Linked DNA regions of Homo sapiens: region 1 is linked to region 2. The links are chromatin loops, found by intact Hi-C in ENCODE. Cell type or tissue: HCT116. All regions are shown on one strand. Links, peaks and the distances in the headings refer to the core of each region. The heading gives the core; the rest is flanking DNA.

The links. Hi-C counts contacts between places; a loop is a spot of excess contacts. Peaks named below come from ENCODE experiments on the same cell type or tissue, not always from the same donor. Only the 100,000 strongest peaks of a DNase experiment are listed, where the experiment ranks them.
Region 1: it touches region 2 in a loop (2.2-fold over the local background); 1 of 110 quality-filtered maps calls a loop at or near these places.

Annotation. Positions count from the first base shown.
Region 1 is chr3:50,523,842-50,528,224 of GRCh38, reverse strand. No RefSeq gene overlaps it. Among named protein-coding and RNA genes, the nearest start is that of CACNA2D2, 22 kb to the right of the region's middle. RefSeq lists an enhancer at 2,218-2,855. In HCT116, for the core only: no CTCF peak of the experiment used is centred there; a DNase peak (open chromatin) is centred at 2,044.
Region 2 is chr3:50,400,638-50,405,020 of GRCh38, reverse strand. The region is part of intron 3 of CACNA2D2 (calcium voltage-gated channel auxiliary subunit alpha2delta 2); the gene reads left to right. Among named protein-coding and RNA genes, the nearest start is that of TMEM115, 43 kb to the right of the region's middle. RefSeq lists enhancers at 3,801-4,301, 4,302-4,383. In HCT116, for the core only: no CTCF peak of the experiment used is centred there; no DNase peak of the experiment used is centred there.

The sequences.
Region 1 (4,383 bases), core at 171-4,170, 120 kb before region 2:
TAGGTATGAGCAGTAGATTGGGGTAGGCCAGGCCTGTGCCTGGGGTCTAAGAATGGAGGGGTTGGCATGGGGTCCGGGTGCAGGAAGAGGGGACAGAGGAGGCCCGTGGACGTCAGCACTTGAATTTCCACCTGCCATAGCCCATTCCCATCCTTGCACCCACTCAGGCCCCACTGCTAGGGGCAGGCACAAAGAAAACGATTTTCTCCAGTTAAGGCCAAGCAGGAGATGGAGATGGTGAGAAGGGAACTTCAAGGTGAAATCTGCCAGTATGGCCCCTGGGCTGGGCAAGAGAGGAGCTCAGAGTGGGCAGGGGGCTAAAAGGAGGAGGTTCAGAGGCTCTGGGGTATGGGAGCCTGAGAGAAGGAGGGGTGGGGGAAAGGCCACCTTGGGGGCCAAGTTGCAGGGAGATGAGGATGACTCAGGGACATCAGGGACGGATGAACACATTGAGGAGAATGCAGGCATTGAATAAGGAAGGGGCTTCCAGGCCTGGTCCCTGTGAGGCCCTTGGGGAGACACCCACTCCAAGCACCTCCTGAGTCCTAGAGTTGTCTTCAGCATGGGCATACAAAGGCAGCTGGATATGGGTTGCAGGTTCAGGGAAGCCTAAGTGTTGAGAGGCCAGGGCTAGACCTTGGCCTCGAGTGCCAGTAGAGAATCAAACATAGCCAGCCACAGGGATGCTGAGCAGGACGGTGGCTGGGGGGGTTCCTGGCACCAGAGGCAGCTCCCCTCCCACCTTGAAGAAGGCAGGCATCTTTCAGACCAGAAGCCTGGTGCCAGGTGGGAACCTTCACCAGAGGAGGTGTTGCCAGTCAGGGGCTCAGGCCACAGTACACTTGGGCCCACTTGCTGATGGAAGAGCAGGTACCAGAGTGAAGGCCATGCTGAGGCCATGCTGGGGCCCATCCAACTGAGCAACTTCAGTGCCCTGTCCTGCCAGTTTGAGGTCAAGCAGGACTGGGCAGCAGGCTCGGGATGAGGGAGCAGCTTGATGAGTGGGTCCAGGGGCTGCAGGTTGGGGCAGGTGCTCCTGGGCCTGGTGAGGAGGTGCCCTTGCTCCAGGAACCCCTTCCACCTCCAGCAGGAGCCAGGTCAGGCCCTGTCCAGCTACCCAGCCCTTGCTGCGCCCAGTTCATCTGCCCCTCATGTCAAGTGTGCCATAGATGACCCTGCTGAGACCCCCTTAAGAACAGGAATAGGCACCCAGCATGGCTAGCCTGGAGCCTCCCTCCTCCCCATGTCTGTGGTGGTCAAGTAAAGGGCCTGGAGGCTGTTGCTGGGAGTGGGATGCCTTTTTAGTGTATTTTGCTCATTGAAGAAACAAATGGGTCCCCCAACCAGAGCCTCTAGAAAAATAGCTGTAGCTTCAGAATTGCTTTGGCCCCTCCAAGAGGGCAGCCTGGGGGTCCAGGTTGTGTGTGGTGGAGTGGCAGGGGAGGTGAGAGGTGTGTATTTTCTGCCACTCTGGCCCTTATTAGCCAGCCCTCCCAGGGGCTCATATCTGTTCCCTTAGGCTTGACACCCCTTATGCTCTGAGTGTCTTCCCTGCCCCAGTTCAACCCTGCAGGCCCAGGGGTACAGGGTTGCTGACTGTACTCCTGGCCTAGGCCTTCAGGTATGTGGGTCTGGGGTCTGAATCAGACTCCAGTGAGAAATGCCACCCACTGGGGAAACATCACTGTGGAGGTGGTCCGTCTGCCAGGCAGTCAGGGGCTCTGTCTATCCATCAGTCTCTCTTTCCACTGCCCTGGCTGAGGCAGCCTTGGAAAATCTCCCTAACTTTCTTGGTGGGAGAGGCAAGGAAGGGGGTCAGGAGGGACCAGAAGAGGAATGTTTGCAGAGGGGAAACAGAGGGTGGGGCAAGCTGGGCTCTTATGTCGGCTGTTGGCCTCTCTCTGGGTCCCAGACTCAGGTAAAGAAGGAGGGGCCCCTGACCCTGCTGCGGGGAGGGCAGGATGGGTAGCAGCCCTCTCACCTGGTAGATGGGCCTCAGCACCATGGAGAGTTCCCACAACCCTACCAGGCCCCAGCCTGAGCCCAGCCACGTGTCTGCTGAGTCAGTGCCTGGGGTTCCTCCTGCGGAGTTTCATGGCTATGCTGCCCACAATGGGTGGGGCCCCATGGTTCCTGTGTTTCCCCCACATTGGCCTGGATAGGCCAAGACCTCAGGAAGGACCAGCGTGTTTGTCGACAGACTGGATGATGTTCTCCAGGCTACCCCTACCATGCCCCAGCAGCTCCTGGGTCCCAGGGACCATCTTCCCACACTCCACTTCCTCTCAAAGTTTTAATTTATCCAAGCCATCCTTTCTTCTCCCTGAAGAATCAACATTTTCTCTGTCTTTTGACATTTATTTTATTTTATTTTTACATGCGGCCTCCCAAAGGCTGTAATTTATGGCTAATACCATGCAATCAGAGACAATGGCTGGGTGCCTGTGAGCAAGAGCAGGCAGGCTCCCTGCCAGGTGCCCCTGCCCCCACCACCACTCTCAGGGGTGCCCGTGACTGTGAGGCCTCTGGGTACAGAGTCCATGAGTTAAGACCTCAAGCCCTTATCTGGAGGACACAAAGAATAGGTTCCCAGCTGCCCTGAAGCAGCCCAGTAGTGTGGGGGCTTCTGTGGGGAACTAGTCTGGGTGGAGGGGGAGGTGGGATGCTCAGGGACTCCCTGCTGGGATGGCCTCAGCTGCAGAGAAACCCCCAGCTGAGGTGCCAAGAAGATGCCTCTTGGCCCGCACCTCCTCACTGCCTCCCTCCCCCCGCCTCTGCTGTGCTGTGCCCGCGTGGCTCCCACGCTGTAATCTACAGTGCTGTTACTCTGTGTCAGTGATTTAAATCCTCTGATGGAGCTGGTGACAGCTTAAATGGCTGCCATCCTCTCCCGGTACCCGCCAGGTCCTGATGAGGCCCCATGGGGGGAAGGAGGGTTAGCCAATGTGGGGTTCAGACAGTATTTTCCAAGCTTGAGGGTGGCCAGGCTGCTCTTCCTTGCCCCTCTAAAGGGGAGGGAATGAAGCATTCCCTCTCCTTCCCCTCACCAGTGATCAAGGAGGGAAGATAAAATCCTCCATAAATCCCCCAGAAATGGAGTATCTGGAGCATGCTCAATTCTACCTGCCCACAGGTGAGAGACGCAGGAGCGGGGGCCAAGGATCGAGGCACCCAGCAGCCCATCTCTGCAGCCCTGTGGCCTGTGACAGCCAGAAGCAGGGCAGGCCTGAAGCTCAGCTGTGCTCAGACCCTGCCCCAACCTCACCAGTCACCTCCAATTATGTTGATGCTCAAACCTCAGCCCTCCCAGGGCCTCCTTCCTCTTCTGGAGTCCTCTCCTCTGTTCAGATATTTGATCTCCAGCGCAATCTCTGTTCTGCTAATGGGGTGGGGGTGGGGATATCGTACCTATGAGGAAACAAAGGTACACAGTGGCAGAGCTGGCTCAGGTCACCCAGGAGTCATTGGCAATGCAAGCCCTGGCCCCCAGCCCCTGCCTCGTCCTGAGTTTCTTGGAGGGTGTGGGCATCTCAAGAGTGGGGCTGGAAGCAGGTCCAGAGCAGGGCACTCAGCTGGGGGCAGAGAGCAGAGCTGGCAGGTCTTGTTGCTGGATGGGGTCTCTCAGACGAGATCAGGCACGTTCAGGGTGGCATGGCCTTAAACTGGATGGGGTCGTTCAGTGCTGGATCAAGAGATCCTATGAGGGCTCAGCACTGCCTGGTCCTCTGGCTCTGAGGTCCTGGACCCTCCCAATAAACCCACAGAAAGAGTGGCCTGCCCAATCCGGCAAGGTCCAAGTCTCGCGTGGGAGTCTCGTGTGGATGGGGCTTGGGGGTACCAGGTCTCAGCTCTGTTGGGGGATGTCAGAGACGAGACCTGGCTTTTCTGAACCCCATGTCTTACACCACATGCATTCCCGGGACATTGTTCATGACTCTGTGGAGCTTAAGTCAAATGCTTTGCATCCCCAAATCCAACTGATTCATAATTACAAGGAGCAAGTCTGTCTTTAGTGTAATGTGTTTAGGAAAACTGGTGGATTTAATTTCAGGCCTCTACTTTAATGATCTTCCCCCAGTCTGGGCAGGAATACCCAGAGGGCCCCACCCAGATTTGGGGAAGGTCATTAAAGCAGAAGCCTGAAGAAGGGTGGGTGGAATTCAGAAGAAAGGCTCGTGGGAGAGGGTAGGTATCCAGTCAGAGGGAACCAAAAGAAGCAGCCCCTGACGGGGAGCCAGACTTTGCCCTGATGGCAGAGAGGGAGACAGGTGATGTGACAGAGCTCCCGCCCAGGAGGGGCAGACACAGGTCTCATGACCTCCTTGTCCTGTGTGAGGAGACAGGACCCCTTTCGCTAGAAGTGGAAACTGAAGCTCAGTGAGT
Region 2 (4,383 bases), core at 91-4,090:
GAAGGGAGCCTGGAGGTTGGGCTGGGACTCAGGCTCTCTTGTTCTAGCTGGGGTGGGGTCTCACTCTCAGCTTTCAGGTGGGAATACATTCCCATGCAGGGGAGCTTCCTAGCACCCTAAATTCTTCCAGTGACGGTGCCATTCCAGGCAGCTCTTCCTGTAGAGGCCTCTAGCAAGTTCTCTGCTCAGGGCAGTGGGACTGAATTGCAGTGGGAAGAAGTTAGGTGGACTATAAAGAAGAACTTACTGCTGGCACCCCACGTAAGAGCAGGGCTATGTCTGTAATGCTCACTGACCTCCTCAGGCCAGTTTACTGCACACAGTAGGTGCTCAGTAAACATGTGTTGACAGGAAGGAAGGAGAGTCATATCAACCTCTTCCCATGGGAACTGTCACCCTCCCATGTCCTGCCCCTGAGCCATGGTGGGCATAGAGGCATCTGAGAAGGCTTCTTGGAGGAGGATGTTGGGGCATGTCAGGAGAATGCACTGATCTGGCACCAGGGCAGGGGTGCTGAGCTCCCTGGGGACTCAGCTCCTGGCTGACCTGGCCAGATGAGGCACTCCTGTCCACCACCCTCTGCCTCTCATTCCAGCAGAGCCCCGGGGACTTCTGCTAATAACCATGTTATTACTGACCTGGCAGCAGCTGGGTGGGGCTAATGGGTAACATTTTCACAAGGTCCAGAGTGGAGTTGTGGTCCTGGAGAGCAGACTTCAGCAGTTCAGACCCCAGAGGCTGCCCCTCGCATGCCTCTTCGTGGAGAACACAGTGAGGCCTGTACTTAGATTCAGCCTCACCCCACTCACACCTTCACCCCCCACACCATCTTGGATCCCTATTCTCTGTCATCAGTACCATTTCTGACCGGGTTTCTGCCATCTCTATCCCAATGAAACCCAGGGCCTCCAAACCAGCAGATCCCCAAGGGCAACTCCTGATCCACCCCCTGACCCCTTGACTGTGATGGGAGCCTGAGGTCACTTAGCATTTCCTCACTGAGCTGGCTTGCCCAGCACTGGGGCCACACAGATCCATGAATCAAGTCCCTGCCTTCAAGGGACCACATCTGGGAGGGAATCAGGCACATGCAGTGATGGAAACCCCAGGGCAATTGTGGGAACCCAGCCCTACAGGGCACCAGGATTCCTGGAGGAGGCAGAAGAGCAGTGGCTCCTACAGGATGAGGAGGAGCTAGCCAGGGGAGGGGATGAGAAAGGACACTCCAGGCTTGGGATACAGCACAAACAAGGCTTTGGAACCGCAGCATGGCAGGAAGGCAAACTTCAATGTCAGTGTGGTAGAAGAGAGATGAGGTTGGCAGAGCCTGGTAAAGGATAATGTTAGGAAGGGAGGAGTGGTCCAGGCATCCGGGAAACACAGACAGGTCACAGAACTTGATGGGGAAACCTGAAGGTGTGGGGGCTGGGGCAGATGAGTTCATGATAACCAGCTTTGGTTGGGAGTCTGAAGGTGGGTTGCAGGGCTTGGGAGAGGTCTGGTCAGGAAGGCAAGGAAGGGGTCATGGGAGTAGGGCTGGAAGCCAAGCAGGGCTGCAGGGGGGTAATGAACAAGATCTCCAGCGAAGTTGGTGCTGAGGAGAAGGGCAGCCCGTTGGCATAAACTGAAGAAGAAAACAGGTCAGGCCAAGTTTAGAAGGCCCTAGAGAGAAGCTGAGTTTGGGGGAGGGGGAACCAGTCAGGAGGCCCCTGGAGTGAGGTAAGGGAAGGAGCAACCCAGAACCTGGAGTTGTGTCTCCAGTTTCCAAAGTGAGTCCCCATCCCGTTCGCTGTCTATGCCCTGCTCTCCATCCACATCCTCACAGCCCTGGGAGGGGCCCTGGCAGTGTTTTGGTCCCTCCCTGTTATAGATGAGAGATCAAGGTACAGAGAGGTGAGGGCAGTGCTCCCCAAATTATGTGCTGGGTCAATTGCCAAGCCCTAGGAACTTGGGTACCTTGGCCTCTGTGGCTGGACAAGGGAGGAGGGCACTGTCACACTCAACGACCACCCCCGTGCCCACACATATCTCTAGAATGGGGACTGATGAGGGGACAGGAGGCAGCACCATGCCCCACAGAGCACTCAGATAAGGATGTGTCCCTGCTCCCCTAGCCAGAGTGGCCGACGGCCCCTGGATGGGTACCCTCACCCAATGCTATCTGCATGGTTTTTTCTAAGGATGAGAGAAATGTTGATGAATTATGGATCATAATTTAGGGGGAGGGAAACTGACACAAAACTGGCAGAATTCTGATAAATTCCACCTGGGTTGCCAGGGACTGACTGACCTGCAGAAATGGGTAAGTTTCATGCTGGGGTGCCAGCTAGGTTGGTGGATTCCCACCCGTTTGAGCCCCTGTGGGATGGGGCTGAGCAGGGCAATATCTTGGAAAGAGCCCCAGCAGCCTGGAGTAGCCTTCAGCTCTGGGTTCCTTGAGGGTGAGGTGCCTTCATATGGCTGGGCTCTGAAGCCACAGTTCAAATGTGGACCTGAAGCAGTTTGTTGCATGTATTGGTTTATTTCTCATTGGGGCATCTCTTGCAAGTGCTCAACAGGAGACCTGGGAGCTCAGCAGGGGACTGGGTAAGGCAGAGACCTGCAGCCCTGAGACCAGACCTTTCCTGCAGCACGTGGTTGTCCAGGTCCACCCACACGTCCTCCTGAGTCAGCCTGCTGCTGCAGAGTAAAAATCTCTAGAGGGTGGGTTTCACTCCCATTTCCAGAAAACTGGTCTGTAAATTCAAGCTGGTTTCTGCAAATGCTCAGCCCAGCCACAGAGGCCCCTTGCCTCACCCTCTCCCTGTTCACACTGGACACATTTGGCTCCTGTCCCAGGACACACCCGACCTCTTTCTGTATTGATTGTGGTTCCAGTTTAAAGCAAAAAAGCAATGAAAGCCAGTGGAATACTTGTTACCACCTGTGAGTGCCACTTCCTTTACTTCCTTGGGAAGGGATCCCAGAGCTCATGGCCTTCCTCCTCTTGATGTTAAAACGTCCACTTTGGCCGGATGCAGTGGCTCACAACTGTAATCCCAGCACTTTGGGAGGCCAAGGCAGGCGGATGACTTGAGGTCAGGAGTTCAAGACCAGCCTGGGCAACATGGTGAAACCCTGTTGCCACATGGTGAAACTAAAAATACAAAAATTATCCAAGCGTGGTGGTGGGCGCCTGTAGCTACTCGGGAGGCTGAGGCAGGAGAATCGCCTGAACCCAGGAGGCAGAGGTTGCATTGAGCTCAGATCGCACCACTGCACTCCAGCCTGGGCAACAGAGCAAGACTCCATCTCAAAAAAAACAAAACTGAAAATAAAAATAAAACGTTCACTTTTTGGTAACATAACAGTAATAAGAGAGAGTGGGAGTTTTTTTAAGTGTCCTCTCTTGGCAAAATACAACATAGCAAGGATCCTTGGGAGCCCAGGATGTTCTGGGAAATTCTGTCTGACCTGAAATTCCAGCATCTGGGATACCAGGCTCCCCACCCTGGCTGGTCACAGTCATTCCCTCTGCTTCTCCATCACAGGCCACCCCTCATTTCTTCATATTTTTCCTAGGAAATTGAAGCACAGCCTGCCCCTTCCAGGCTGGACTGAGGGGGTGCAGGCACTGATTACCAAGCCTGTGACACCCACAGGGAGGTGTCAAGCCTGGACTTGGGTGGAGTGGCGGCTGCCCTGCTGCAGAGGGAGACCACAACTCGAATGAGTTTTTCCCTGTTACATGGATTCTGACCTTTTTTAAATTAAAAAAAAAATCCATTTTACTAATTTTTTTTATCAATTTGCAGAAGACGCATGAGTCCTGTGAGGGAAAAGGTCAGGGAGCCTGTTGCTGCCAACAGCGGTGATGGCCTCCCATGCCAGCCTTCCCCTGAGGCACCCTCTGTGCCAGAAATGTTTATTTTCCTTGCAGGCTTCTGTTTGCTGGAATTGTGGTCTGGGGTTTCAGTGTTTTTTGTTACTCTGGTGGTCATTTTATCTTTAAGGTGTAAACATGGTTAATACAAAAAGAGTAGGTTTGAACCTTACGATGTGCCATGGGCCAGGCGCGGTGGCTCACGCCTGTAATCCCAGCACTTTGGGAGGCCGAGGCAGGAGGATCACTTGAGGTCAAGAGTTCAAGACCAGCCTGGGCAACATAGAGAGACCTTGTCTTATAATAATTAGTTAATAAAAACTATAACAAATTTGTTAAGGAAAAAATAAAGATGAGACAGGAGCCAAGTGTGTCCAGCGTAGATGCGCCAAGGGGCGAAGGAAGGGGCCTTGAGGGACGGGTAAGGCTGGGTGCCCGTCCTGTCCCAGGAGGCATGCATGTCAACAGTGCACCCGACAGGAAAGCACAGCCACTGGCGTGTCTCCATCACCCTCAGCACG